Linked DNA regions of Mus musculus: all the other regions are linked to region 1. The links are chromatin loops, found by intact Hi-C in ENCODE. Cell type or tissue: left cerebral cortex. All regions are shown on one strand. Links, peaks and the distances in the headings refer to the core of each region. The heading gives the core; the rest is flanking DNA.

What was found. Peaks named below come from ENCODE experiments on the same cell type or tissue, not always from the same donor. Only the 100,000 strongest peaks of a DNase experiment are listed, where the experiment ranks them.
Region 2: it touches region 1 in a loop (2.1-fold over the local background); 3 of 42 quality-filtered maps call a loop at or near these places.
Region 3: a loop joins it to region 1, with 2.3 times the contacts of the local background. A loop is called at or near these places in 2 of 42 quality-filtered maps.

Annotation. Positions count from the first base shown.
Region 1 is chr6:138,414,779-138,425,263 of GRCm38, reverse strand. Lmo3 (LIM domain only 3) reads left to right here and starts at 2,234. Exons shown (of 4, transcript NM_001356306.1): 1 at 2,234-2,823; 2 at 8,636-8,849. The coding sequence starts at 8,644. It overlaps A830011K09Rik (RIKEN cDNA A830011K09 gene), which reads right to left and starts at 2,159. Exons shown (of 4, transcript NR_126073.1): 1 at 1,899-2,159. In left cerebral cortex, for the core only: no CTCF peak of the experiment used is centred there; DNase peaks (open chromatin) are centred at 6,368, 7,710, 8,721, 9,469 and 6 more places; H3K4me3 peaks cover 4,811 bases; H3K27ac peaks cover 6,174 bases.
Region 2 is chr6:138,158,571-138,169,055 of GRCm38, reverse strand. Gm30213 (a long non-coding RNA gene) reads right to left here and starts at 2,501. Exons shown (of 5, transcript XR_869528.3): 1 at 2,203-2,501. In left cerebral cortex, for the core only: a CTCF peak has its summit at 4,917 (motif pointing right); a DNase peak (open chromatin) is centred at 4,927.
Region 3 is chr6:139,242,654-139,253,138 of GRCm38, reverse strand. No RefSeq gene overlaps it. Among named protein-coding and RNA genes, the nearest start is that of 4922502N22Rik, 75 kb to the left of the region's middle. In left cerebral cortex, for the core only: a CTCF peak has its summit at 4,074 (motif pointing right); a DNase peak (open chromatin) is centred at 4,072; H3K4me3 peaks cover 265 bases.

The DNA of each region.
Region 1 (10,485 bases), core at 1,539-9,538:
TATGCTAACCCAGAGAGGAAAAGGAGGATGGGGGGAGAGGAAGGGGATGGGATACAATTAGAGCTCTGGATAGTTGCCCTTTTTTAAGGTATCAAAGTGGTTAATGCCTTTGCAGGTTGGTGTTGATATGGGGGATCTTACTGCCACAGTCCAAAAGAGTACTAATTACTGCGAATGATGTCACCGTAGGCAGAGGAATAATCCCATCATTTAATTAGTTGAATGATTTAAACAAAGATTTGCATAGATGCACTCATCAGTTGCCATGAATTACGGAGAAGCAGTTGCCAGCGAGGGGTAACAGATCATACAGTTGGAGGGAAAAAAAACCTCATCCTCCTTGAACATAATTAATTTAATTGTCCTCATTAGCTGTGCCATTTGTTTTGATTTTATTTCTCCCTTTCCCCACACATACTTCTCCCTCCCTCCCTCTTTTCTTCTCAGTACATTGGCTGCTAAAGATAACAGGCAACACACACACACACACACACACACACATACACACACACCAGAGTGTTTTCAGAGTAGATCTGGCTGGAGGGTGGGGTAGGACAAGCAGGGAGCTGTGTGGATGTGTGTGTGTGTGTGTGTGTGTGTGTGTGTGTGTGTGTGCGTGCGCGCACGCCTGAGTACTAGGGCCAGGAAAAGCCAAAACTTAAGAAGTCTGCTTATAGACTGAACAGCTGAAGGGGTTCTCAGTAATCTTCCTGTCTGTGAATTTCGGTATTTTTCAGGTTAGTTCTGAGTTTTGTTGTCTTTGAAAGGGAGAAGAAAGCAAGCCACCTACTATTTTCTTAGGAGCCTTCTGAAGGTTGGGATTAAAAAATAAATTAGACCGGCTATGCCAGGACTTTGGATATAGGGAAGCATAATTTAACATAAATATTCAAGGGGGACTGCTTTAGTGTGTGTGTGTGTGTGTGTGTGTGTGTATATATATATATGTATATATATATATATATATAATTTGATAGATCGGATAGATAGATAGATAGATAGATAGATAGATAGATAGATATTAAAATTGATGTTACAGAAGTAGCAAAGTTTTTCTGTATTGTTTGAAGGGTGTTTTGTGGGTAGTGTTTTTTTGGGGTGGGTGGGTAGTTCAACAATTGATCCTGTCTTGGCACTGAGAGCATCACATCCAGTGTCATTCAAACTGGCACTATTTTTAAGCTTAACCTTTTGACAAGGCTTTGTGAGAGATGCTGAGAGGACCTTGATAGAGACACCAAAGTGGGCGATAGCTGAAGTTTAAAAACTTAGAAAAAGGAGATGGTTTAAAGCTACCAGTGACCTATAGAGCATCGGAGTGCAGGGAAGAGGTTAAGAGTAATGGGAAAAATTTAGAGGCAAAAATAAAAGGATGTACCCAGGCCTTAAAATAAGTGTATGAAGGCAGGGTGTAGGTGGGCAAGTGGCCAGGGGACCGGCTTAGTCCTGGAAGTCTGGCTCAGCTTCCTGGGGACTAACACTGAAGCAGGTTTCAAAGTCAAGTATTCACCTATCTGTAGTAAGTGTGTTTCAGTGGCCACTTTGGGTTCAGCACCTGGTATGGGGTACAAGTTCACAGTCTGACTCCTGGGGCCATTCGAGAGAGAGGAAAGGGTGTGTGGCACTGCCTGGCCTGAGTTTACATGACAAGGCATTCTGCACAGGGACTTCAGAGAGTTTCTAAACAGAATTCATAGCCCTGGAAACTGCAGACACCCCCAGACATTTACTAAAAGGAGGGCTGTGCAGTTTTCCAGTGTTCCCTGGTAGCACTTTGATTCCTTGGCTTTTATTTTAACTTCCTCCACTGGCACTGTCAGTAACAGATTTAGAGGGCAATTTGCTTTCATAGTCCCCATCCTATTCCAAAATGCCCCCGTTATTTTAGGAAGCCCTACCCTTCTCCTTTGGAGCTCTTTTGCAGTTCTTCTTGTGGGCGAGTCCTGGAGGTAGGGTCCTTCCAGAGTCCAGTCCTGCAGAGGTCACATTCTCTGTGTGATAGGCATGGGTGGGAGGGGATGTCCCCAGCGTTTGTCAGTAGCATATGCAATGGGTTGTGCTGACTGCACTCCCAGGCTTGTCAATTTTCACCCTGGGAAATTAGCAACAAAGCCTGGATCTGTCTCGTGGCTGCTTTTGCACTTTCCGAGGGCGGCTGTACTTGACTGAGCTGCGGAACAGACAGCAGAGACACAGCGAGAGAGAGAGAGAGAGAGAGAGAGAGAGAGAGAGAGAGAGAGAGAGAGAGAGAGAGAGAGAGAGAGCTCAAGCAAGCTAGCGAGCAAGGGAGCCAGCTAGAGGGAGGGAGAGAAGGAAGAGAGAGAAGAGGGAGGGGTGGGGGCGAGAGGTAAATACTCTTAAATCGGAAGGGAGCTGCCTTCACTGTGGATCTGACAGGCGCTGCCTGGGCTCCGAGGCGCTGTAATAACTGGGTGACCTTTTCTTGGGCTGTATTATGTCTGGCTGGGAAGGGATTGCATTTTGCGGCTGAGAGCCAGGGCTTCCTTCAGCTCGGGCTCCTCGCACACTGCTGGGGTAAGTTGTCAGGAGCCAGGACCAAGAGAGACATCCCCCGGACTGCAGTTGCCTAAAAGAAGGACACCTGTGGCTCGCATGCGGTCCACACTGGTACTTGGCGGATCCTGGAGGACCTCATTATTTTAAACTTAAAAAAATATATAGAGAGAGATTCTACCCCCCGGTTTTTTTTTTTCCTTTTTTTTTTTCAAACAATGTTTCTTTTTGACCTTTCCCAAGGAGAAGCGCTACCAAGCAGCCGCTGGGCTCATTGAACACCCTCCCCTGTATCGCTTAATTGAGAAGGTAAGTCAGGGGTTGTGTACTCACGCGTCGGCTTATTTGTGCTGTGTATGTCTGCTGGTGCGCGCGTGCGTGTGCGGATGTTGGGTGGCTTTTTTTTCTTCTTCTTCCCCATCCTCTCCCAAGAAGGCATAAAGTAAAGCTGCACCCGAACCATCCCCACCACCACTGCAACTTTCACCGGGCTGCAGGTCTGCAGAGAGGGTTTTGTGTTTGTTTGGTTCTGTTTAAATCATGGGAGGCATCATTATTTTTGTGATGAGACATGAAATAGATGTGGGGCGGAAGACGTGGATGCCGGAGGAAGAGAGTGGAGCGCGCGGCTGCAGCGCGACGCAACATCTCAAGTAGGAGTCTAGTGCATAATAGACAAAGTTCATTGGGAGCTGCAACATTCGCACACCCTGACTCTGGAAGAGGGGTTGGGACAGTTTGCAAAGGTTGGGGGCGGGGTGTTGCTACCAGGCTAAGGGAAGTGATATCAGTCTTGGGTATTTTCCCAGACCTTTCTACACCTGCTTGATGAAATGTATGCCTGCCACCCCCAAGAAAGAGTTGAAATTACAACCTTGTTTTTGTCTACACCCCTGCTTCTCCCAATGCAACCTTAATATCAAAACACTGCTTCTGTGTGTTGCAAAAGTGACTGTGTCGTGTTCAGTGGACATAGGTTCCTTGTACCCAAGTGTCTGCATCTTAACAGGGAGAGAGAGAGAGAGAGAGAGAGAGAGAGAGAGAGAGAGAGAGAGAGAGAGAGAGAGAGAGATTCAGCACATTTTAACCGGGGCTACTCAGATTGCTGTTATGAAACACAAGTCAGATTTATGATCTTTTTCATACCGAACACGATATGCTATGCTAACACTGCGTGTGACGGTTTAATCAAATCCATTTGTTACTAGGAAGCTAAAAGGGGCCGCTGGGATTTTAGGATTACAGGCAGAGTGAGGGAAGCATGTGGCTTTGTCATTCGCCATCATTTTACACGCTCCCTCGTCCCTTCCCCCACTGCCTGCCTCCCTAGCCACTAGACCCCAGCTCCCAAAGTGGCTTCACAATAGTGGATCCTGGGCCCTGCATGCTGCTCACCAGATCCACGCTTGGGCCCCAGATCCGAGTGATTCCCTTTTCTACTCTCTGCCTCCGGGCTTGGTGCTCCATGCGAAGCTGCAGCGACTCAGGCACGCCTCAGTCAACTCATGCAGAAACAAGAGAAAAGTTTTGGTAAGGTTACCTTCTATCACAGAGGCACTTTCTCGGGCCGCTAGGCACTCGTGGCTAGCTCCACAGACTGCCCGTTCTTCTCCTGAGGAAGATATGAAATAATATTGTTGCTGCTGCTTTTAAAGACTGCTGCTTTCGACCAATTAATCTCGCTAGGTGCCAAAAATCCTGGTACATTCTTTGCAAAACCACCCCTGCGTGGCTGCAAAGACACAGCCACAAAAGGTTGGATCATAAACTCCGCAAGGAGATTCTTTGTTAGAGTGTATGTATGTTTCTTATTTTTTTTTTTTTATTTTGCATGTGAGCTGCATCAAAATTGAACCCAGTCTTGCAAATCTCTTGTTGGCCTTTGCCAAGCACTAGCACTTTGCTGCCATGGTAACTGTAATTAAACTGATAAGAGTGGGGAAATGTCAGTATCTCTGAGCCTTGCAGCTGCATTGGAGAAAAAGGGAATCAAATTGGTTTCCAGCTCCATTGCTCAAAAAGGGGAGGGTGGTGGAAGGACGCGGAGGGGGTTGGGAGTTGAAGGGGCAGAACAGAGTTAAGCAGCTCCGGTACCAGAGATTTGGGGACATATATTTACACTGTTTCCCCTTAGGGGGCTGCAGCCTGTAGGGGTGCTCTGGGCCAGTGAACAGAGAGAAACAAGCTTTTAGGCCCAATCCAGTTTTGCAATCTGGGTTGGGGGAGCACAGGGGGTTGGGGGGAGGTGCGTGAGTGGGAGGAAGATGGGCAGGAGGAGAGACAATCTTTTGTTTGGTACTCTTGGCAGTGGGAAGGCTGTGTTGGCCAAATTCTTTTAATCTATGTCATTGCTCCCAGCTGCGAAACCTGCGGACCCAATTTTTGCATCCTCTCTTCCAAAAGCCCTTCTGGATGGAGCCCCCTTCCTCGGCTCCCAAATTGTGCTCTGTAAATCTTCTGAAAGGGGAAGGAATGTTCTCCATTCATTCAGCGTGATCAGTCCAAATAATACATACATGTTTTTTTTTTTTAAAAAAAAAGCCCACAGTGCCTGAGCACTGCACATCTTTCGTTATTCTGGTTATTTTTTAAGCTCCTATGTGTTGTGGAGTTGTGGTTACTTTGTTGTGTTAACTACTGAAGCTAAGACTGTGCGGATGAATGGCACAGAACAAGGGAACATAATAGATGCAATCAACCGGCAGGCCTTCTCACAATGCAATCCAGGCAATTAAAAGCTCACCAGAGTTTAAATGAAATGGTTCTACTTATTTCTGCACAGCACACTGCACAGGCTATTATTTATGTCTTTAAAATAAAATAAAAAAAAAAAAACAACTATGATTTCCCTTAAACTGTCAAATAACTCAGAATGACAGGGTCTCAGAAGCAATAAGAATTTCCCTCAGAACAATTTGCATGCCAATCTAAAGACTAACTAGTTACCGGTGCTGATGGGCTATGAGCAACTTGGGAAGTGTCTCTTAGCCACGAACACATAACTCTCCCCAGACATCCTATTTTGGATCAAGAGCAGAGACTGCTCAGTGCTTTCTGCTTTTTAGGTGCCTGGCAATGTGGTGACTACCAAGTGGTTGTTTTCCTACATTTTTTTTTCCTAAATGCATAGAATAGAACAGATTCCATTTGCAAGAGAAAGGGGGGATATGGCCTCTAAAAGAAGATATGAGGATAGTATAGAAAAATATCAGACTCCTTTCATGCACAAGGCCAAACAGAATGTAAGAGTTTCAGTTATTAATTGGCCTCTGAGTGCTAAATTAAAATGTCAACACAACAAAAACACTTTGTGAAGACAAGGATAGTAATTCTGTGCCAAATGTTGGTAACTGCTGTCTTGGTTACAATGAATTTTGAATAAAGATAGCTGACCCTCTACACTTAATAATATCATGAGTATGGGAAATAATGGTGTTTAGCTTACTACCAAAAAGAATTAATTTTTAATCTTTTAGCTTAGTGATGTATTTAAAAAAAAACAACTTAGATAATTAGGATAGTTACCCTTAACAAACATTTAGATGCTTTCAGACATGAAATCCTGTCTGTTTTTAGTAAATCAAAACCCTGCTTCGTCTTCTAGGTATATGACTAAGAGGCGCCTGGGTCTGTTGTACACCCTAATTAATGGGATTCATGCCTTGTGGGACCTTGCTAGAAAAGGATAACTAGTCTGATCAAAGAAACTTCATTTGTTAGAAGTTCTAGAGAGTGAGATTTAGCAGAGCTATCAAGGGTTATGATTAATCTACACTAGGCCCTGAGCTCCTTCAAAGAAAAGGGATCACAAACCAGGCTATGGGGCCACCACCTGCTCTTCTGCATGAATCTGGCTGATGGTCCACAGCGCGGAACACCACAGCCACGAGTGTCAGACACACAGGACAGCCACGCTGCTTCCCTCCCTGCATGCCCTCCTCTGCAACTCTCCCAGACAAATAATTCTCTTACCTGAGCTCAAGAAGAAATAGTACACATTAATCCCCTGCCATGAGTAGCTAGAAAACAGACTGGGCTGTGGGTGTGCTTGCAGGCTCCTCCTCATCAGTGGTGTTTGTTGGTGGTGTTTTGTTTGGTTTTATTTGTTTCTTTCTTTGTTTTGTTCTTTTCTTTCAGGGTAGGTAATGAGGGGTGGCCATCAGAAGGGAGGAGAGAGTTTATGAATCTTGAGGAGATATGGCTCACCAGTGCTTCCCTTCTCCCTTCTGAGAGGCTCTGAAACACGGGCATATTTGCTGTTGTATATCTCTGTCCAACCAAGTTTAAAACTTTAGGCGGGAGAAGAAACCAAGTGTTAAGGGGTGACCCTCGGGGTACAGGTGGATCACTTGGTGTCAGGGGCACAGCACTACTTACTGTGCTTTAGCTTTCAAGGGACACCTTTGCCTCTGTAGCTCTCTGTGTTATCATTTGTAATACAGGGGAGACAATGATGCCTGCAGTACTTTATAGTGGTTCAAATCCATCATTTGATGAAGACGAAGCTTTAAAAGTTGGCCAGCATTCCTTCCTTCCTTCCTTCCTTCCTTCCTTCCTTCCTTCCTTCCTTCCTTCCTTCCTTCCTTTCCTTCCTTTCTTTTCTTTCTTTCTTTCTTTCTTTCTTTCTTTCTTTCTTTCTTTCTTTCTTTCTTTCTTTCTTTCTTTCTTAACTGAGTGTTTGACACCTGGGGAACAATAAAGGAAAAAACTCAAAAAATGAGTATTCAGTTAATGGAAAATATTTCAATCAAGTTATAAAAGCCTTAGAAGACAGCCAGACTAGTTGCTTGTGAAGAAAGCTCAACACTAAAATATAAAAATGTTTATTTAGTATGGTGCATGTACACCTTCTGTGCATAGCTGTTTATGGATGAGTGCCTAATTTTGTACCTTCTTAGACTTTGTCTTCTATTGTTTCCTTCCCTTATAAAATAAGTGTATGTTTGTGGCTATAAATCACATGATCCCATGCTTGTTTTATATTAGAGCATATATTATATAACCAAGTGATGAGTCTTCAATATAAGCAGTGACTAATGTGTATGAAAATAGATATACTTTGCTATTTTAGCACAATGAATACTTTGGAATATTAAGGACACAGAAGCAAGTATTTGGATGTAAGTAAACACTGTAGGATTTATAGACTTTGGGCAAGATGTACTGTGCACTTATCTATAAACTTTTGTACCTCCAAGAAAGGGTCTGAATTTCTCCTACAGATACATGCTCCTTCCTTCAAATGCATGTTAAGTGAATTGTTTATTCAGTTAGGCAAAGCTCGGTTTCGATCCCCATCAGCCAGCTGAGTTAGTTTCAGTCTCTTGCTTCTCAGGGTGCCATCCACTTGTTCAGGTGCTCTTCCCAGGGGAACAATTCTGTGTGGAGAACGGGACTGACTGCATGGAAATAACTGAAGGCTTGCTAACTTCCCCTGTCCAGTGTCAAGGTCCAATGTACAACATCAGTTTACCACTGTGACTGCTTCCTGTGAATAAGTTCATCATGGTTTTCATATGGCTTTTATAAAATTCAAACATAGCTCGATTATAGTACATCCATCAAAAAGGAAGAAGGAAGGAAGGAAGGGAGGAAGGAAGGAAGAAGGGAGGGAGGGAGGAAGGAAGGAAGAAGGGAGGGAGGGAGGGAGGAAGGAAGGAAGGAAGGAAGGAAGGAAGGAAGGAGGAAGGGAGGAAGGAAGGAAGGAGGAAGGGAGGAAGGAAGGAGGAAGGGAGGGAGGGAGGGAGGAAGGAAGGAAGGAAGGAAGGAAGGAAGGAAGGAAGGAAGGAAGGAAGAAGGGAGGGAGGGAGGAAGGAAGGAAGGAAGGAAGGAAGGAAGGAAGGAAGGAAGGAAGGAAGGAAGGAAGGGAGGGAGGAAGGAAGAAGGGAGGGAGGAAGGAAGGAAGAAGGGAGGGAGGGAAGAAGGAAGGAAGGAAGGAAAGAAGGAAGGAAGGAAGGAAGGAAGGAAGGAAGGAAGGAAGGAAGGAAGGAAGGAAGGAAAGAAGGAAGGAAGGAAGGATAGAAGGAAAGACGAGTGCAAAGGTAGCCTTTTATCATTTCACTTGTTTGTCTGTCCTTCTGTCTTGGAATCTCAGCTCTCTTCTCTTGTTTCTTTTCCCCAGGCATACAAATGCTCTCAGTTCAGCCAGACACCAAGCCAAAAGGTTGTGCTGGCTGCAACCGAAAAATCAAGGACCGGTATCTCCTAAAGGCACTGGACAAATACTGGCATGAGGACTGCCTGAAGTGTGCCTGCTGCGACTGCCGTTTGGGAGAGGTGGGCTCCACCTTGTACACGAAGGCTAACCTTATCCTTTGTCGCAGAGACTATCTGAGGTAGGAATTGGCCCTTCCATGCCAGTGTTGGCTGGTTGCCTTTTACAGTACGTTTATAATTATGTTTCTGGCTTGTTTGTTTGCTTTCCGTAACTGCCGACTGGTGTTCTTGAAAGATGTTACACTGCCAGCCTTCACAATGCTGGCCTTTATCAAGCAAACTTTTGCTTAAGGGATAGCCAACAAAAAACATCTAAAGTGTTTTAATTTGGCTTGTCCAGCTAAGTACTCTGACTGAAGAACTCGTTACTTAACATTGAAAATGGCAGCTAATGCCAGGGACGTTCTGACAAGAACAGCATCCAGGTTGTTTCTTTAGAGAGCAAGAGGTGAAACTGGTTGAGATCGGCAGAGAAATGAGTCTGTTTCGTAATTACCTAATCATTTTAGCTGTGTACTTTTAAATAAGTTCAACTTTAGTTGAACTGAGGGGTCTGGTTATCCAGCTCACTTTCCTGTCTTGCGTACATTCTAGGAAGTCAGTTCTAAAGTCTTAATTTGTGTTTATTAGTATATTTACTGCAGTGCCTTGGACCCCTCACACAGAGTGACTGTTTCTCCACTTAGTGATATTCAAGTCACTGTTTCAATATTGAACAGCCTCAGACTTGCTTGTTGTGTTATGAAGAGTGAAAAGTAACTACCTCAAAGTTAACGGGAACCATTGCCACCCTCCAAAGTGCAAGCACCAGGAGAGTTCCACGACAGTGTGGGCAGCCATAGCTGTGCCAGTCTGGTGTTGGTCCAAAGCCTCCCTGCTTTTTGTCAACACAGAAATGCTCCTGAAGAGAATGTATTTTCTTTTCAGGGGACTTTGTGACTTGACTTAGCTGCAAATGACTTATCTTAATAAAGTGGGATCTATCAAATTAGAGAAATGATATATGGCATCATTTGGGCTTTCATATTTGATACAATTAATCATTTTTTTCGAGCCTGACATTAAGCTATTTATTTTGAATCGTTTTCCTTATGACACAAAATTTATCAATTGGTAGCAACTCTCTAACCAACCATCTTGGCCATTCTGAGATGTGGTTCTTAGGGAATTTGATCCCTTTTTTTCTTAGTCTGTAATTCAGCTACTTAAAGTCAGACTTTTATCCTAATACATATATGTCTTTTGATTAATGGTGGTTGTATAAGGGCGAAGCCAGTGTGGTTTATCACATTGTGCTCTCCCCTGGAAGTATTGCTCTGGCTTGTGCCTACAGCCTCCTGGCTAATTATAAGCACTTGTTACTACTTCCCAGAGCTCAGAAGCACGCAAGGTGCCAACAATGGAAGGTGACTCTCAAGAGCCAGGGCTTCCCTCATTATGGTGGCAAACTAATCAGAGTTAACTTACAACACGAATTCTTTCAGAACTCAGCAGTCTTTGAACTTTCCTTCTTTGAAATAAAAATGTCTCCTGTGCTCATTGTGAATGAGTGCCTCGGTCCCAGATAAAGCGTTTGTGTTTGCTTTTCATGATCTGACGTGTTGCTTCCCAGGTTCGCTTTGTCTGTGCTAAGCAATACCCACATCCTTTTGACTCCTTTTGACTTATATTATGCACAATTTTAGTATTTCAAGTGGATTTAGGTTTGCGGTTGCAAACAAGGAGTTTATACAGGTCGGGCTGGAGTAGGTATTT
Region 2 (10,485 bases), core at 995-8,994, 260 kb after region 1:
AGCTCACTCCAGTGGTTGGTTGCAAGCTTCTGCCTCTGTCTTTGTCAGGCTCTGGTAGAGTCTCTCAGGAGATAGTCATATCAGGCTTCCATCAGCAAGCACTTACTGGCATCAGCAATAATGTCCGGGTATGGTAGCTATATATGACAATGTTAATAGGCCAGACCCCTCAGGGCTCCCGGGAACTGGACCACCAACCAAAGAGCAAACCATGGCGCTGGCCAAATATGTGGTAGAGGAGGGTCTCGTTGGTCGTCAGTGGGAGGAGAGGTCCTTGGGCCTGAGGTATTTCTATCCCCCTGTGTAGGGGAATGTCAGGATGGGAGGATGGGAGAGGGAGAGTGGGGGAGAGCACCCTCACAGAGGCAGGGGGAGGAGGGATGGGGTAGGAGCATCCCGAAGAGGAGACCTGGAAAGGGGAAAACATTTGAAATGTAAATAAAGAAAATATCCAATCAATAAGAAGCAAACGGAGGAGGAGGAGGAGCAGGAGGAAGAAGAGGAGGAGACTTTTCTCCCTGTGCAGATCACTCAGGGTCAGCAAGGAAGAACCCATGCACATCCTCACTGCCTTAACGCTCAGACTCGGTTCTAGGGTGCTCATACCTTAAATGAGCTCTAAGCATTCCAGGGAACCTTGTAAAGTTAGACCTCCTGCAGCTTAGGATATAGGTCAGTTGTGCTATGGAGGTGCTCAGCTGGAAGCACTGGGGTAAACTGTCAAGACCACATTAACCAGTTGTGGTGCTGGCCTATACTCAGTTGGTGGAGGCAGGAGGATTATGAGTTCAAGGTCAGCATTGGCTGTAGCCACAGTATAAGTTCACCCTGAGTTACTTGAGACATTGCCTAACAAACAAAATCAGGTGCTAGAGAGATGGCTTAGCTTTCTGCATGCTGGGTAACAAGCCAAACATCTTTCTTGTGTCTATGACCCCAGTTTTGAAAGGGGTAGAAACAGGAGGATTGTTAGTGCTTGCTGTCCGCAGCCTCATAGAGTGTAGGAAGAGAAAGAGATTGAGAGAGAGAGAGAGAGAGAGAGAGAGAGAGAGAGAGAGAGAGAGAGAGAAACCCTGCCTCAAAGGCACAGACAGAGAGTGACAGAGGAAACTTGGTTCCTTCTTGTGCACAGGCATGCACACCTCTCCTACACTTACATAAAATACTGAAGTAATTAATATCAAATTTTCAATACCAGTTCATGAATTTTCATAGTTTTGTTTTGGAATTAGAATTCAAAGAATATTCATACTTTGTCTCATTTTTTTCCTCTAGAGGATTTTTTCTGTACACCCCTCTCTCTCCCTGTCTTCTCTCCACAATCTTTCCTTGAAGACTTGAACTCCTTTCCTGGGCAGTTTTTCTCGGTCTGATCTTCTTTGACTTCATGGCACTTTGCCCCACTTGGATCTCCTATAAATCTCACATTCAAAATTAGAGACTTCAGCAGACAACCACCAGTCTGGTGCCCGAGAACCAGGCAGGGAGCAAGTCAGATATGACCTCTGCCCTGCGCCATCTGGCAGGGGCGGGGCACAGCACTCCTGAGATGACCTCAGACATCCACAAGTCCCACGGGACACTAAAATGAACAAGTAAGGGGTGGAGAGATAAAAGAGAAAGAGAATCAGAAGGGTGTGTGCACAATGAAGAGAGAAAGAACAGGAAAATGGAGGTTGGTGAGGAACAGCTGGATGTGAGTAGCTGATGTTGTCACCTGGGAGCATGGCGAGGTCCTTGCCCATGCTGCTACACAGGAACATGTCTAGATGGCCCTGCAGCAGCATGTTACCACCAAGATCCAGGCAGACATCCCTGGTCTGGGGTACCACCATGTTGATGTTTGAGAGCTGTGCAGAACTGGCACCACCCCTAGACTGGGCATCATGGGAGATCTGGTGCCAAAGGTGTGCAAGCAGGAGAGCCATCTGCTCCTCCCCAGGTGCAGTTCTGAGGAAAGCAGGCTGCACCTAGCCTAGCACACACAGCCGAGCTGGCCCTGGTTGTAGGGGTTGAAGATGAGCCAGTCTGAGAGTGTGAGCGTGCATGGGAGAGGTAGCCCTGTACTCATCTGCTGTGTGGATACAGAGGGAAGGTGAGGGAGAGAATCATGCCACTCCTCTTGCCACTACCCACCTGCAGCAGTCAAGAAAGCTGACCACAGGGGATCTGGAGAGCAGGAGAGCTGTCCCTTCTCCTCACCTTTTGCAGCACTCAGAGTGGGACCTGCACTTGTGCAGCATAGTAGAGCTGGTCCTGATGTCAGGGGATGGAGGCAGGGTGGGGCAGGTGAGAGAGCTGTTCATGAGAGCAGGAGATCTGGTCCAAACCCTGGACTGCTGCAGCACTCCGGAGAGCAGACCCTACCTTACTTGAGCAGCTCTGCTCTGGTAGGCACAGATCCAAAGTTGCAGGACCTCCATGACCTAGGGAAACAACAAGATGTCTGAGAGGTCCCAGTGAGGGTCTGCTATTGATAGAGTAGCAGAACCTAGAGGTCTCAAACCAGATCAGTGACTTGTCCCAATGAACATTTGCAAGCAGAGAAGTGGGTGAAATGGTATACTGTGGGACACACTGATATACTACAGCTTCCACAATGATTTTTTTTCTTTTTTGGGGGGGTGGGGGTAGGGAGGTTACAAAGAGACAGGGAAATGAGTGGGATTGGGAAGCACGATGTGAAATTCACATAGAATCAATAAAAAGTTAAATAAAACAATTAGAGACTTCGGGAGAGTTTTCCTGGCCTTTTATCCACATAGTTTTATGGATGATATTGTGTGAGTCTCTCCGGAATAAATAACTTCTGGCTGTCTTATGTTAACAGCCATTGATAATCTTTGCTTAAATCCATTACCTCATTAGGTGTTGAAAAGATAAATTATTTCTTCAATTATTAGCTGCTTTGCTTCTAAAAAGAAACATTTCCCTCTCAACAGCTATTGGTCAAGTTGGGGTGTAGTTTATATAGGAAAAGTAGGATAGATTCTTGGAGGGTTTTCAAAAAAGTTAAGATCTCCAACAGTCTTCAAAAAAGTCTGTGTATCTTTTTAGATGTCTAGATACATAGCTATATATGTATATGTGTGTAATTGTAGGTATGTGCATATATAGTGTATATATGTGTTTCTACATACATATATAACATGCATGTATAACACATATTATATAGATAACCATATATATAATGTTTTAAGGTCTTCGTCATATGACAGTTTATTGGCATGGAGCCTATATATTTTATGTTCCTCAGATTTCTGTTCTGAAAATATTTTAAAGAGTTGCAGTTCTTTGCTGCAGTAAATGGCACCCCAATAAATATTATTTGCAATCATTTTCATATTTTTTTCCTAGCTCTTTCTAGGAGGTAAATACACTACCACCACACACACACAGCACACACCACTACCACTCTCACACACTCACACACACACACAACACAGACACAAAGACACACAGACAGACATACTACACACACACACACTCACACACACATAATGCACATGACTACCACTTAGACACACACACTATCTCACACATACACATACCACAGACACACAGCACACACCACTACCACTCTCACACACTCACACACACACACTCACACACACACACACATGCACACACACACACAAGCACATCAGTTCAGACTAATGTCAAACTTAGGAATTTTGATTCCTTTTATTTTACCTATTCAAGTCCACTTCTATAACCCATTTATGCCCTGCCTCAAATTCTGATTTTAGTAACTCTAGTTTAATTACTTTTTTCTTTTAGTCTACATTACATATTCTAGTCTCAAAATGATTTTGCCTCAACTGTTGTTGATATTCTTCCTATTATGTTGTTGTTTTCCAAATGAAACGTGTTATTTTAAAGTCACCTGGGACAGGTTCTTGATGGTCATTATGTCACCAGCAGTGCTCTCAATGAAGTCTTCTTTCTTTAACTTTCCTGGTTGTATATGAAAGGCTATCTGTATTGTAGTTAATTACTATGTAACACTATTTAATTACTATGTAACTTCAGAAAGTCATAGCTCCCAAAGGGGACATTAAGAACTCACTTTGTTTCTCGTCCCTAATGTAAGCATGCACACACACATGCATCAGGATCATCTTGTATCCTTAATAATAACTTCATTGTAGAGATACTAGCATAGACAAAGTCTTCTCCTTGTTATGGTCTCATAATAATACAATGTGCACGTCCTCAGATTTCTGTCCTGAGAATATTTTAAAGAGTTGCAGTGCTTTGCTTCAGTAAATGGCACCCTAATAAATATTATTTGCAATCATTTTCATAGTTTTTCCAGTATTTCATTCTGGGATAAGTCCCTAAAAGCAGCAATCATGTCATTTTTTTTTCTACTTAGAACTCCATCTCAGACTCTGATCCGAATTCTAGCTGTAATGGTTACTGACTTTGTTTTGAGTAGAGGAATCTGGGGTGGGTTGTTGAATTAATGGATTCAGAACCTGTTTCTGTGGCAGAGCTGTGAGAAGACCTGAGGCCCCAAATGGAATCACATATCACGTTTCCTTTAAAAAGCAGTAAGATAAACTCATCAAAGAAACTAGGCCCAGGTTTTCTGACGTCATCACAATGACTGCATTGAACGTGACAGGCATAAGACCATCATTATGGGCCAGTCTTAAATTAGTTGTAGATAGTGTAAGCTCTTTCTGAGCACCTGCTTGGTGTCATTTCGTCCTAGTGTGCTCTGTTCTGTTGACATTAAGACCTGCCATAGGATGTGATCGAACGTTAGTACTTTAAACTATCATTTATGAAAAAGGTGTGATTTGATTGCTTTCCATGGGAGGTGTCATGATTTCTACATATTTACTATGAGCAAAAGGACGGCATTAACTGAAACTTCAGCTTCCATCAGAGGAACCGCATCCTGGCATGAAAACTCAACCACCAGGGGGAGCAAACCAAAGTTCAGACACTGGTGAGAAACCCATGGCCATGAAGAAAGTAAATGGTGTCTCATTGCTTATGTGTGTGTGCTTGTGTGTGCTTGTGTGTGCTTGTGTGCATGTGTGCTTGTGTGCGTGTGTGAGTGTGTGTGTGTGTGTGAGTGTGTGCGTGCGTGTGTGTGTGTGTGTGTGTGTGTGTGTGTGTGTACACGCACACACTACAGGACAACCTTGGATCCCATTCCCAAGGAAGCAATGGTTTTATTTGTTGGCCCAATGCTTGTCAAGTAGGCTAGGCTGGCTGACTACTGAGTCCCAGGGATCTGCCTGTTTCCACCTCCCCAGTGCTTGGACTACAAGTGTGCACCACCATACCCAGATTTGTTGAAATGTGTGTTGTAAGGGATAACATTTATGCAAACACTTTGAACCATCTCATCTCCCCTGCCTGGAATCTCTCTCTCTCTTTTTAAAAAAATTAGACAAATGCTTAGGCATCATGACATAGTCTAACATCTTTCCACACTACATAATGTATGATATAGAACAGAAACAAATAATTTGAGTTAAAATAGAGGAAAATGTATATATAAATAACGTGTTTATTTTTAGTAGCACAGAAAATCATACAGTCAAATTTTGGTGGCAAGCGGCTTTAAAAACTGAGTTATCTCACTGGCCCTGAAGATCCATTTTTAGTACAGTATACATTTAGCACTCATCAAAGTACTACAGATAAACAGGAATCCCTAGGCCTCTGTCGTTCCTAGCTAGTAGCTGGTAGCTTCTTGCCTGAGTGCTTTCATTTCATTATAGCTGAAAATTTAGAGGCACTTTGTTATGTGACTGAGGCCACATACCAGGAACAAGGGGAGATCTCAAGTGCAGTTGGATGAGAAATTTGGAACGGAGACTATGGTAGTCAAGCAAGAGAGACTGTAACTCCCTGAAGAACACAATGTGGCAGAAAGAGAGCAGAATTCCTCAAGAACAGGAACTATGAAAATCACATTTCCCCCTAAATTATCACAATAGCGATTCTTTCCTTTACCCTAGATACATGCCCCACTTTGCAAGGTCATAAAATAAATGGCTTCAAGTTCTATACTTGAAGTCACTCTTATTTTGGGGGTGCAGGGTCTTTTCTATTACTGTAATTGCTTTGATTAAATCTTAGGGCAAGTTAGTAGGTGCCAAATAACTAGAAAACTCACTATCCTATTAGTGTCTTAAGGGAATTGTGAGGGTCATAGGTCGACATGTGTTGTAAAAAGCCCAAATAAACATTTCAGACTTTACGAGTCAAGAGACAGAAAACAGTGTGTCACAAAAGCAGTGTGTCACAAATGGACCCAGAAAACAAAAGGACTAATGGCTACAATGGCACGGTGTGCTTCTAAGTGTAACGATAATAATGCTGCCCCCCCTTCCTTTCTTCTCTCCTTGCATTCTTTCTTTCTCTTTTATTTTATCAAGACTCTGTCTCACTCATTTTATACGCCTGGCTACCTTGAAACTCACTGTGTAGATGAAGCTGCCCTGGAAGTAGTTAATCTGCCTCCTTCTCCTCCTCCTCATCTTCTTCCTCCTCCTCCTCCTCCTCCTCCTCTTCTTTCTTCTCCTTCTCCTTCTTCTTCTTCCTCCTCTTCCTCTTTTTCCTCTTCCTTTTCTCTTCTTCCTCCTCCTTCTACGCTCATTCTTCCCTCTCTTCTCTTCTTCCTCTCTCTCTCTCTCTCTCTCTCTCTCTCTCTCTCTCTCTCTCTCATTCTCAATTTATATCTACTGATAATAAAATGGAAACTTTAATTCTATGGATATAACTCTGCCTAATCTTGGTTCATTGTTAATGCCCTCAGACACTAAACTGCTTACAAATGTTCATTAGTGAAATACCTTTTTACCATGTGGTCTCTACCAAAGCATGCCAGGGCAGATTTAACCAACAGAATATCATGAATTGGTTTCCTCCAGAGGACCCCATTACAGTTTGATTTCAGTTATTTCAATGGTCTCTTTTGACTTCTTTACAAATGTATCTAATTCCATCTCTTCAGTGATGTACACAAGACATACATCACATGGGAGATTATTAGTAGTTTCATGAAGAATTAAGCATTTCCTTCTATTATGTGTCTTGAGATTTTGGCCTAGAGGACTCTAATTCTCAGGATCATGATTTTAGGAACCCAGAATGAATAGAGCAAGTAATTTACTTCTGGCCATTCTGGCTGTCCCATCCCAACACTACTACCTATCAGTGATTGGCCTAGTCAAGTGATAGTATACTCCCATTTGAAGAAAAACAATAAGAGTAAATCTTAAAATGGGGAGAACTCAATATTTATTTAATGTTTGGGAGTGTTCATGTTGTTTTAGTGACATGACATTAGTGACTCAGAGAAAATTAATTTAAGCATTATTATTATTATTCTAAGACATGAAACCCACAAAATGCTCTTTAGCTCACCAATTGTCTTTGACCCTGTTAATGAGGTTATGGGCTTTCTACCATAATTACTCCCGCATGTTGGTGCTCACAGTCTGTCACTAGAAATGAGTAGAACACCTGCCTCCAGAACAAATAGTGTTTTCAGTCGTAGATTCTTTCAATCATCTACTTCACTGTCTTCATTTTAAATGTGAAATACTGAAAAGAGATTGAGGGAGCCTCATCTGGCATTAAGGTTGGTTGGTGAGGAAGACATCATTAGAATAAATTCTTGGATCCAACCTCTAAATACGATGTTACAAAGGACAAGGTATCCAGGAAAAGGTGCTCTCCCATTAGCTATTATGCTTGTAGATTGAATAACACAGAAATTTAATGTAGCATTTGTTTTCATGGTTAATATAAGTCATGAACTACCATTTCAGCAAACACCAACATGGTCAGTCACATTTAGGTGAGTAACGTTCTCTGATCTACAATAACTATACCAATAGTAAAGAGCATTAAATTTTATGAAGTGCTTGGTTTGGGAGCAGGGTGTAGATTATAATTTCAAGAGAACAGACGGGGGCACAGTTTGGGGACCAACTTGGTTATAGAGGCGATAAGGCTATCCAAATATTTGTTCTTATCCCATCTGTCTTCCTAAGGCGACATGCTGCAAATGAGAGGGAGAAGGCCAAATTCATATGCTCACATTTTTCAAGCTTAGTTGTAACCATTGTTATCACATTGAGCCTACCATGGGTTACAGCTAATCTGACAAAATGACGACTGACACATTAGAGCAAAGGCTGCTTTCAGAGCATGAAGTTTTAAATTTAGATAGTGCTCCTACTATGTCTGGGTTGAACTTCATCATGGCATTGTAACCCACACAGAGTGGGCGGGAACGATTTTTCCTGTCAATCATTCCTCCATGCATACCTACCCTGTGTCTTGTGATGCTGAGGTTGCTCTCACTTGGGGATTTGAGTTTCAGCACTTTGATTCTAAGGTCAATTGTCTGGCATGTGACTTGCTTTGTCTATCTGTATGATGAACAGATGTTTTCCTGGAAGGCAACCATAGGATTCTGTTTCCTCCCTTGTTTCTTTGTCATGGACATGATGATGTCTAGGCCAGACAACTGGGTAAACTTGTTCTATGAATGATCAGATAATAAATATGCCTGTTTTGTGTCCTGTGGAGTTTTCTGTTACAGAAGTTTACTTCATTCTGCCACTATGGCAAAAAAGTAGTTTGAGAAAATACTAAAACAAGTAAACATAGCTGTGCTCCAAGAACACTCTGTTTCCAAATGCCATCAATAGCTAGATTTAGCCCAGAAGCCAGAGTTTACCAAGCTCTGTCATGGAGGATGAAATACAATGTAGCACTGAATTGGCTCCAGGACTTTTTCTTGAGATCTTTCTGGATCAGCTCATTTTGGCTTTAACTGATTCCCAAAATGTGGATGTGCCCTGACATCCAAAAGTTCCTGACAAGTAACTTATAAATGACACAGGAGCTGATTCATCCAAGGCCCCTCAACCCTACAGAGGCCTTGGTGAAAGCCACTGCTGTGTACCAATCTACCACTAACACAGCAGGTCATGTGCCAATACGTTTAGAGTTAGAGATAGGGCTCAAAAAGCAGTCAAACACCTTGACAATATCTTAGGCTCAATAAAGTCTCAGGACCATGACTGACATAAAGGCACAATTCTATTCACATTCCAAACTATTTCAATAATTAATGTTTGGTGGGAGTGGATGTTTGATTTTTCAAGACAGAATTTCTCTATATAGTTCCTGTCCTAGAACTCACTCTGTAAATCAGATTAGCCCCAAACTCACAGAGATCGACCTATTTCAATCTCCCAAGTGCTGGGATTAAAGATGTGTGCTACCACTTCCTGGTCTTAATACTTTTCTTATTTAGAGTTTTTAATATTTGTTGTGTGTGTATGTGTGTATGTCCATGTTTGACACTTGTGTGCATGTGTGGCAGTCACAGGAAAACCTGGAGTCTGTTTTCTCCTCTTATTACATGAGTTCCAGGGAGTGGGCTCAGGCCATCAGCCGTACTGGAAGGTGCCTAAACCTGCTGAGCCATCTCGCCAGCCCAACAGTTTTCTTAACTGCAGGTGGTTTATCTTGTTCATATACAGATGGAGATGTGTACAGTTTAAGCTTAATGATGTAGAATTTTAGGCATCTTCATACTCTGCGTTAATTTTCCTCTTAACTTTTAATCATTAAAATCATGTGGCCTTGGAATAAATATGCCAGGAATATTTTCCCAAAGTCACTATTGTCAGTCTCTTGGTGATGTTCCAGAGTCTGTATTGTCCTGTTTTGTATTTTCCTAAAGTCCAGTGAACTGGAATAATGGCTCACTCGCTCACACACACACAGTCTCAATCTCTCCATTTTTACAGCTCACACTTTATGCAGGGCTGTCAGGGTTTTCTGAATTAAATGTGACTCGGGGCCTGCATTTGCTGACTGAGGAGGCTCACGGGTCCTATAGCTCATCCACCGTCTTCCACTTGAGCTGCCACAGATGAGAGATTGGTGCCAACTTCAACCCAACATCGACCCTTCCCAGTAGTCTGCCTTCAACAACTCCTCCTTGTCAAATCCAACAGTTTACATGGGATTTACAGTGAATCAAGGACCCTGAAAGGCACACGGGCAGCAGTAATGCTTTTCCTCATAGCAGGAACACCTATCAATGTCCCACAGGGCTGACATTTCAGGCAGGCAGGGGGGAGATGATCAGAGGATTTTTTTGTGTTGCTCTTTCTAAATGGATTGTTGGAGACTCCCAAGGCAAGGGGCTAAAAGTCAGTGTGATACAGCTATGCAACATCCCCCAAAAACACTTATTAAATTATTAATTATAAAGTAGAGCCCTTGGATGAATTGCTCACAGAAGCAAAACAAGACCCCCTAGGACTGGTCCCCTGGGTGCAAGAGGGGGCCAGAAACTCCTCTTCTGCTTGCTGCCTAGAGAAACTTCTAGATATAGAATCAGGAGAATGTTTGATCATGGCTGTAGTTCTTAGTAGTTCTTTGGAGTTTTAGAGGTTTCTCTAATGACAGGGCCCAGAAGTTGTTCAA
Region 3 (10,485 bases), core at 751-8,750, 830 kb before region 1:
ATACATCTTAAAAACTTAAAATCAATAATTACCATGTATTTTATCATCATGTGACTCACCATAAAATGACCATTTTGATCAATACTATGATAACTTACTACTATGTCCAAACATACTTATCACCAATTAGTCATGTCTCAAGAGAGTGCATTTGCAAATACACATTCCCAGAGGCTGTATACCAGGAAACATAGAATAATAAATTGAGTGAATTACATATTCCATATTCTAGACAGCTCTGCTTACTCTAAACAGCAAGTACATTTTGAAATTAACTTTGTTTATACTTAATGTGACCATTCTTATAGGTTATTTTTCCTCTAATTTATTTAATTTTCTTTTTTTTTTAATAATTTAGAGAAACAAAACCAAAGGCTGTTATAGCATACTAAGGAAATTGATAGTCTTTTGCCAAAGTGGAACGGAAAGTGTGTTAATTACTAGCAAGAATTAATTAAATTATCACTCTCTGGATCTTATCTGTAGTTTTTACACCATGTCTAGAATATCATTCATTTTTCTGTTAATGTTATAATACTGGTGATTTGAAGACAGGAAAAATAAGTGCTTGGCTTTATCCCTAAATGTCAACTGCTTAAGTGGCTTGACTTTTATTTTCTATTTACTTTGGTCAGTGTAAATTTCTGTGGGTTTTGCTGGTTGGGGAGAGGGGGATTTAAGGATCTGTACTTCTTGGTTATTAATATTTGACTTTTTTAGTTCTATCTATTTACTATATGACTTGTGGAAAAAAAAAACCCCACACACAACAAAATCAGTTATCTATTCACAGCGCTTAGCTGCATGGGAAGTGTGATCACACATCTGACTGACAGGCTCTGTACCTTGCTTGTGTCTTCAGACACACATTTGAATAACAACAGCTTTGGAGCTCTGCTGTTTCATTACTTAGTAACACTGTACATGCGTGTTGATTTTTTTTTTTCCTAACTTGTACTCAAGAGTATTTTAATGCTTGCTTAAACATGTCAAAATCTACTTGCTTAAACAATGTCAAAATCTGCAGAAAGCAACATGGCCCCACACCCCTTGCAATTGTTCTGTAACAGGGAGCGAGTGTTAATTTCTAACCTTCGCTGTCTGACCTAAAGCCAGAGCCTCAGTTCCCTTCTCCACCCCCACCCCCTGCAACCTCCACACCCCCACCCCCCACTGGATCAAATTCTTGTAGCAAAAAAACAACCCAAAGCAAAGTAAGCAGGATATTCAGACATCTGTCGTTCATAGGATAAATCAGTTTCCCATCACAAGACCCCCTGCCAATTATCATTGAATAGCTACAATAGGTGTGCTCCGCAATGGACCACAGGTACGCAGAGCCCATGAGCATATCTGAGGCTTTTCCACTCTGCACCAGCTCAGTTTGATCTGCTTAGGAGCAAGGCTGTATTTGCTTGGTGATGGATTAATTCCATAAGAATCACCGCTTCTCAGTAACTCCCTATGTTCCAAGCAAGCAGTCCACCCTCTGTCCTACTGAGACCCGTACACATCCAGACAGTTACTCTACATTTTCTCACTGTGAGACAGAACCTTGGAGACATTTGTGCTACACACTACACCTAGGTCATCATTAGCAATCTTCCTAGGTGGTGATCTGAGAGGGATCAGAGAGGCCTGCCTGGTCTACAAAGTGAGTTCCAGGACAGCCAGGGCTATACTGAGAAACCCTGTCTTGAAAAACCAAAAAACCAAAAACCAAAACAAGAGAGAGAGAGAGAGAGAGAGAGAGAGAGAGAGAGAGAGCGAGAGAGCGAGCTCACAAGACTCTCTCTGTTTTCTGTACTGCTGTGTCCTCATTTTGTATCATGTGGAAGGAGGAGTTTAAGTTCTTGAGTGAAGAAAGTTGGAATTGATAACTGACACATTCGATTCAATTGTACTGTGTACTTAGTAGCTGTAACACACCCGCGGCTATTGTACTGAGTATGGACTAGTCTCTCTACTCACATTGCCAAATACATACCAGGATGATCACGGTCTCTGTCTTCCAGCAGAGCATCACTGTATCATTTAAATTCACCATTGACCTTTGAGAGTCATTGCTTTCTGTATTTATGACTTTTCAGTGGCTCTGGCGAAATATCATGACCAAAGGCAACTTGTAGAAGAGGTTGTTTACTTTGGCTTTTGTTCTAGAGGAATGAACTTCAAAAGGCCAAAAATGTGTGGTCTGGCCGCAGAATCTGGAGCCTGGGTAATTACATCTTAATCACAAAGAAAGCCAAGGGAGCAAACCCCCTTCTTACCCTGCCTTCCTCTTTCTTCTCCTCTGCCCTTTCCTATCTCCCTTTCTTGTCCTCCTGTTCCTCCCTTCCTGTTCTCTCTCCTCTGCTTCTTATCTCATCTTCTTCCATGACTTCCCCTCTCTTCCTGCAACCCCCATATCTTCCTCTTGCGCATAGTCATCTGTTTGGAGAACACAGGGTAGGCTGTGTTTCTCTGACTGGCTTCAGGCGAGCCTGAATGCGTTAACCCATGGAGACCTTACAACATCCCCTCCAAGGTCCCTTTTCTCCCACACTGGTGCGTGTTTGGTTTCAGAGCATAGGACAAGGGACTGAGGTGCATATTCTACAACCAAAGCAGAATTAGCTTCCAGATTCTCCCAGCATCCCTCAATCCCTACCTGCCATAGCACACCTCTGACCCCACACATAACGTATCACCATTCACAAAAAGATGTCGAGCCGAGTCATGTTCCCTGGACACTTCACACGTCCTTATGAGCATAAGAGAGCCGCCTGATTGCTTTCTCTCTCCTCTTCTAACCAGCTCTGTGTTTTGGTTCTGAGGTTCTAAATATTTCTATGGAGAGCAATTCTGACTCTTTAAGCAGAAGTTCCCATCCATAGAACAATTAGCAGATCTAACAATAACTTGATATAGGAAAGAAAATTTTATTTTTCTATTTTACAAATATAATAGCAGCTACAGTGCCCCTTACTTGTGGCCATCATCCCTCTCTTCAGCAGATTAGACTGGCTACATACATCGCAGCCCATCAGGCATTCTTTTGAAATAATCTGTTCAATTAGTAGAGTAGATTCTGGCCACAGGCTGTCAATTAGTAATGAGTTGAAACTGGAAGACACTTCTACTTCCTGGTGCTCACATTGTTCCCGATTACAATTTTGGGAGATTCTTTGCTTTATGAGCATCTTGGCTTTTCCTCCAATGTGCTACAAGATGTCAGAAATTTTAAAATGTTTCCAGTGCAGTTGCAGTTTTGTCCAAGGTGTCTTGTGACAAAACACCAGACCCATGGGTATGTCGTAATCAAGTAATTGAAATTAAATAAAAGAAACAAAGTGTCGACCTTATTATTTCCACAAGTCAAGCATTCGTCCAGTTCCTTTGAGGACGACAGCCTTTGAACAAACGCGAACAAAGATATTTTAGCATCTTTCAGCACCAACCAACCAACAACAGTAACAACCATCAATCAATCGAAAACACACCAAAAAGGTGGGGGACAATCAAATTCTGAGAATATTCCGTCTGCTCTCTGTGGCATCTAAAATGTGTCCGGTTTTTGACCTTGCATTCATTCTGACCTACATTTTCTAACACTTCCTTCATGGCGATGGCTATGTACTCATTCAGAAATTTAATGAATCGAAATTCTATCCTTAAAAATTTTCAGAATTTTGCTCGGTTTTGTCTAACCATTTCCAACAATGTTGGCTCAGTTAGCTAGTAAGTACCATTGGTGCATAATGCTCTCTGCTCACTGTGGAATGTGATTAGAAGTCTGAGAAAGGCAGCAATGGGACCCCGGCAGCCCCTGCTCTCTCATCATGTTTTAAGGCCAAGACAGCTGCTGAGTTTCACTTTTCTTAAACACCCCTCGAAGAGAGTTTATCAGACTCTCTCCTCCTCTTTGAGGAAGGACTTAGCATTGATTTCTGTAGCAGCTATTTTTCTTTCTCTTGTTACATGGTGTTTCTGGCTCAAACACAGCTAAAGCGCCTAGAGGACCGGTTTGACTGCAGGCTGCCTGCTAAGCCCCTCCGAGTTTAGTGCGCTGGAAGAAGAGGAGAGAATGCCTTCGAGTCGCCACTAGGTGGCAGCAGCAATGTAAAAAGCACCAAAGTTGGAAAGTTGCAGAAGTGGCTGTGTGAGGTTGAGCCTTGAATGTTCTGTCATTTCAATTTGTGCCCTTGCCTTTGGAGAGAAACTAACTAAAAAAAAAAAAAAAAGATGTTTTTAAATGAATGCCTTCTGAAAAGGAACAATTAAAATAACTGTTACCTGAATGCGTTCTTCTGTGAAGCAGGACACACGGGTGGTCACACAGCTTTGGGGATTCTGATGAGACCTCAGACTTCCAGACAGAGGAGAAACAAGAAATCACACACTGAAAACAAACACTACTCCTTATCAACCAACAGTAGCTCAGGACTTGGCTTTCTGATACTCATGACTTGATGATAGTGTCAAGCCAAGACCACTTGTTTTGACAGATAGTTGCTAGAACAATTTTATGGATGCCAATGGCTTTAGCAGTACTCCAGGGAAGTAAAATAAAGTCAAGAACTACTGAAAAGTTATATGGCACACAAAACAGGAATTGCTTATTTCAGTGTAATAGGATGTATGTCAAAATATCAGTAGGATTCCATTTCTATATGTCACAAATTAGATACTGAAAATAAAGTTTAATGTTAGTTATCTTGATTGTATGTAAGTTCATGAAGTTGTATAGACTTTGGATCTTGTTAATTTTGGTTTGGGGTGTTTGTATTTATTTTCAATTTATTTTTATATAATGAAGTTCTTAAAAAATAGATGTCAGTGAATTTGAAAAGACAAATAAATGATAGCTGCTTTTTATTACGCTAACATATACACATTTCAAGTAATTTATAAAATACATGTCATAAAACATTACAAAGTAAAATTTGTGGAAGTTGGTGTTGTTATCCTAAACACTGTTGTAAACACCTGTGGACTTCCTTTTTTCTCTTTATTTTAAGTACAAAATTCATGAGTAACAATGGGATGGGCTGCAGAGCTCATTTCATGAAATAAATATTTTGTTTTATTTTTGCAAATCAGCACATTTTGTAAATGGTTGAAATTCATTTCCCGAACTCCTGTATAAATTGGCGGTTGGCACAAACCCGTCCTACTTGGGTAGCGTCAAGAGAGCTAAACTCCTGAGCATCTGTGTGGCAATGTGTGTGGAGAGCACCCTGAGCATGTGACCTGTGAATATTCTGGCAGAAGCTGTGTTATATCATGTGTAGGGTTTGATGAATGGATTAGTTGATTCTCACTGAATTTTTTAGAATATATTTCAGCACAACAGAGATTGTGATTAACAAACAAACAAACACACACACACACACACACAAGAAAACCCCGGGGTCAGTGAGACCGGGGTCAGTGAAGTGTTCCTTGGTATCCAAGCACTGAAGAAGCTAGGTAGTTTTGCCTTGAATTAGTAACCCGTGGTGAGCATAATTCTACGGGATGAACATGAAAATGTTATAATCAAGATGTGTCTTGGTCTCTTAGTGATGTCACATGATGCTGTGACAAGAGAGACTCAAGGTAGAAAGGGTCTATTTATCTCACTGTTCAAGTTGTTCAGTGGGAGGAGGCAGGAGCTGGAAACAGCTGGTCACATCCTGTCTGCTTTCAGGAAGCAGGGGGTGAAGGATGAATGCTTACTCTCCGTCTGCTTTTTTTTTCTAAAATACCTTCCAGGATCCCCCAGTGGGGAGTGGGGCCAGCCATAGTAGGTATGTATGTCCACCTTAAGCTACAAATATGGCCCCTCACTGTCATGCACAGAGGCTAATCCAGCCTAGATAATCCCTAACAAATGTGTCTAAAGGCTTGTGATTCTAGATCTTGTCAGCTTGGCAATTAAAACCACTCACCGAGACTTGTCTCAGATAAGGTTCTGTTTTCCTGTCTTTAATCAGGCATGCTTGTGGATCTGAGGACATCCTGGGCTGTGCCCCACAGCCAAGACAATCCTTTAACTCATCAAACTGATGAATGCCCTCGGGCTGTGCAGGTGACTCGGGCTGAGCTATGTCCCCTCATTCTCTGGAAAGATAAGGGTAAAATATTGGCTACTGATACTGCATCCACACCATATCTTTCTGCCGTATGGTAAAGACCACGTTTTCCCTCGTAGCCTACATAAGCACCCATTCTTCTTACCTCCTATGGAAAGTGATAAATATGACAGATATATGGAACATCACAATGGAACGGTTTTAGAGATGGAAATATAAGTGCCAAATCTGGATATAATTTTTCTTTGTGTTTCTCTTATATTAACTAGAAAAACAAATATCACCTACTTTCATTTATTTTTATTTTAAGTTTTAAAGTATACTTGTAGGATGAATGCTGTAGAGATAACTTAACATTTCTAAGTGTGTGCATCAGTTAGTGAGCAAACCTGCTCAGACGGGGGAAGGGTAAGCCCGCCTCTCCACAGTTTCCATTCGCAGATTGTGACTGGTGTAGCAATCACTTCCTGGCCTGGATGTATTGTTACAGATACTTTTGAATCCTTTCAAACTGCACTTTGGGATAGGTAGCATGTGAATGCATCAACTCAAAGGTTCTCATTAAGAGAATTGAACCAAGCAGAAAACACACTCACAACACACACACACACACACACACACACACACACCACAGAGGGAGAGAAAGATAGGTACTAGCAGTGGATTAGTGGATTTTAAATTGACATGCAAAATACCAGCACCACCACGAGGAAAGAAGTGATTTTGCTGATGGCCAGGAACTCACACGGGTACTCATTACTCTACACACACATCCCTCAGTGCTTAATGAAGATCTCACTGCCCTTAAACAGCAGGACCCACGCTTGATATCTATGCCACTTAAGGCAAACTTGAATTAGCATAGGTGGTCAGACCCAGTGAAATGGAAACCAAACTCAAATTAGCCTAAACCTTCGGAAGAAATATGAAAATAGAAATGTTAAAGTCTTTTGAGAAAAAGACGACCGAATTTTTCCCCTTTGCAGCTGCTTCGTTTCTCTTTTACAGATTTATTGACTTTGTTTTACACGCGTACATGTTGGATCTGCATGCATTTGTGTTCATAATGAATGCTGAGCCCTCGGAAGTTATGAAAGGGTGTCAGGTCCCCATGAGCTGGAGTTACAGATGATTGTGGGCCACACCATATGGGTCTGGGAACGGAACCCCAGTTTTCTTTAACAGCAACAAGTGTTCTTAAGCACTGAGCAAGTTCTCCAGTTCCAGTTTCTATCCTTTTAAACTGGTAAATTTTCCATCACCGAGGCATCTTCAGAACCACAAAAGCATCGTAGCACACAGCTCGGCCTGATGGACACAGGGACCTTAATGCTGGCCTTGTAATGTGTTTTGTTTGCAATCTGAAGCAGCGGAGAGGAAGCAGAGCATTGACTTCACAGGCCCTGCCTTGTAAAGATTGCCTGGCAGCAGCTCACGTGGGGTTTTCTGGTGGCTGGGAGAAGTTAATTGCACAAATCACCACATTAGGAGAAAGTCACGTATTTTAAACCCTATAAAACTCTCAAAATATTCTCCAATAGGTTTTCAGGATTCTCAATAAAAGCATTAATGAATCAGGAGACTGCAGAGTGTGAGGGTTACTTCAGAGATATTGGGTCCTTGGTTCTAAGTCTCAAGCTTGGAGTTCATTTAGCCACAATAAAGTGTCCAGATTTCCCAGTGATATCTGAAAGCACATCTTCACTATAATGTAGCGATGTGTGAATCTTGGGATCGGAATAAATTCCAATTTTCTCGATGGTATATGGATTTATATGAATAAGAAACACCTGAATTCTGCTTCATGTGTAGCTCAAATGAATTTAAAATGTGACACAGGGTGAGAGATATACTCTTCTGTGGATACAGGAAAGAACATCAAAAAGGGAGCTGGGGATGAGAATACTTGGGAAAATGGTAGCAGTAGGTTATTCTTAGTTCCACCGAGTCACCAGTTTGAGAAGTAGCAAGGAAGCAAAGTCAAAGAGAAGAGGTCACACAGGTTAGTGTAAATGTAGTTGGGTCCCTCGGATGGGGGGATGAAATGAGAGCTGTACCAAGCTGTGTGGATACATGGCTTGGGTTGTACCTAGAACATTTCTTTCTCTGTTCTATTTATCCCTAGGCCTAGGCCTAGGCCTAGGTCTGGAAACTTCTATCCTCCGTACAACCCAACTCTTCTGCAAACTCTTCAGCCTTCAGGCTCTGTCTGCTACCCAAGGCCTACAATGTTATCAGCCTCTGAGACTTGGTGCTGAGTAAATCCTTTCTAGATCTTCCTGAATTCTCATAGGCTGGTTTGACTCAGCTCTTCTGGCTCAACCGCCTCTCCAAGCTGACTGATTTACTTTGGGTTCTCTCAGCTTCTTACTGAATTGCTATGTTTGACCTCAAGTTTACTCTGGCTGTCTGCTCTAATCTTCTGGCTTCTTGTCTTTCTTGTCTAGCTTGTTCCCTCCGTAACCTATCTGAGCTGTAAAACTGCTGCACACCACTCCCTCCCACCACCACTTTTTCTCCTTGGGTTTCTCTTAAGGAGCATCTCTTTCCTGTCTGTTCTCATGAGAGGCATGCATCTCCTATTTCTAACGCATTCTGTCAACTCTTTCTCTGATTTGTCATGTCTGCCTCTCAACTAGACATCACTTCCAAACATTGCCAAACTAAACTTAACTTCATTGTTATGGATTAAAGTTATGTACTAAGGACATGTCTGTATTCCAGCTGGATCACAGAGACCTAGAATGTCTCAGGAAGTGATCCTTTGTCAAAGCAGCCATGTTGCTTCATTAAAATTCCTCTACAGGACAGAAGTGAACACACTGATGATGGTGATAGTGTGACACACAAGTCAAAGGATTTAAGGGCTCACATTATTCTTCAAGTCTTTTTTTATGGGGCTCAAGCATCTTGTTCATGGTCTTAGGGAGAAGAGGATTTTGGTTGCTATAAGCATACTACAGAGGACTCTACTTCCATTGAAAATCTGGGATTATTTAACCCTTTGCTCACTGAGTGTGACATTTCTGATGTGTCTGATGTTAATCAGATGCACCCTATATTGGTGGATTATTTGTCAGCTTGACCTAAACTCCAGTCATCAGAGAAGGAGCCTCAGGTGAGGAAATGCCTCGATGAGATGCAGCTGTAAGGCATTTTCTCAAATAGTCATCAACTGGTGGAGGGCTCAGCTCATTGTGGGTGGTGCCATTCCTGGGCTGATGGTCCTGGGTTCCATAAGACGATGAACAAGTCATGAGAAGCAAGCCAGTAAGCAGCATCCCTCTATGTTTTGCATCAGCTGCTGCCTCCTTGATCTTATCCTGCTTGACTTACTGCCCTGAACAGTGATATGAAAATACAAACTAAATAAACCCTCTCCCCTGCAACTTGCCTTTTGGTCATTGTGTTTTGTTGTAGCAATAGAAATCCTAACTAAGACACACCCCTAGTTATGTATAGGCAAAGATGGTAAATAAGGGATTCTGCCTAAAAGTCAACTTATAGGATACAGTTTGTCTTATTTAGCACATACCAAATCTAGTTAAGGTTAATCCTGCTGTTTTTCCTTCCTTCATGGCAATACCAGACCAAGGCTGAAAACAATATGCATTACTTTGAGAGAACTGTGTAGCTCTTTGCAGGTGGGAATTCTTGCTTGCTCACAGGTTACTCTGTGCATTGCTCAGAAAGAAGTCTGTACAAAGGCAAGAGTCCTAGACCACCAAGTGAGTTATTAGAGCCAAGGAGAACTTTGGGTTCTTAAGATGTTATCTCAGCCTGTGTGCCTCAAAGTCATGCCAGGAAAACAGCCGCTCCATATGTATAACAATAAGACAATATCCCTAAGCAATGTGCGCATTCTGTTTAAATCAAGCCAGAATGAATTGAAGAGTTTGTGAGACCTGAAAGTTTGAAATTTCCAGAGAAAAATGAGGAAATCCTTTCTGACATTGGCATAGACAAGGACTTTCTGGACAGCACTTCAGTAGCTGAGGTAATAAAAACAAGGAACAATATTGTAATGTGAGATTGCATGGGATGGAAAAGGTTCTGAATAGTAAAGGGAATATTCATCAAAGTGAAGGGAAGCATATAGTGAGGGGAATGTTTTATATATATATATATATATATATATATATATATATATATATATATATATGTATATATATATATATATACATACATATATATATATATATATATTCATTATAGAAATAACTAAAAAAATTCAATATCATAAACCCAAAATCACCCAGTAAAGAGGCAAATTAACTGAATGGCTCTCAACAAAAGATACACAAATTGTCATTAACTATATCAAAAAATATTCTATTTTCTCAACCATCGGGGAAATGCAAATTATAATTCTATTAGATTATTTTAACCTCATGCCAATTAGAATGACAATCATAGAATATAATGAAAT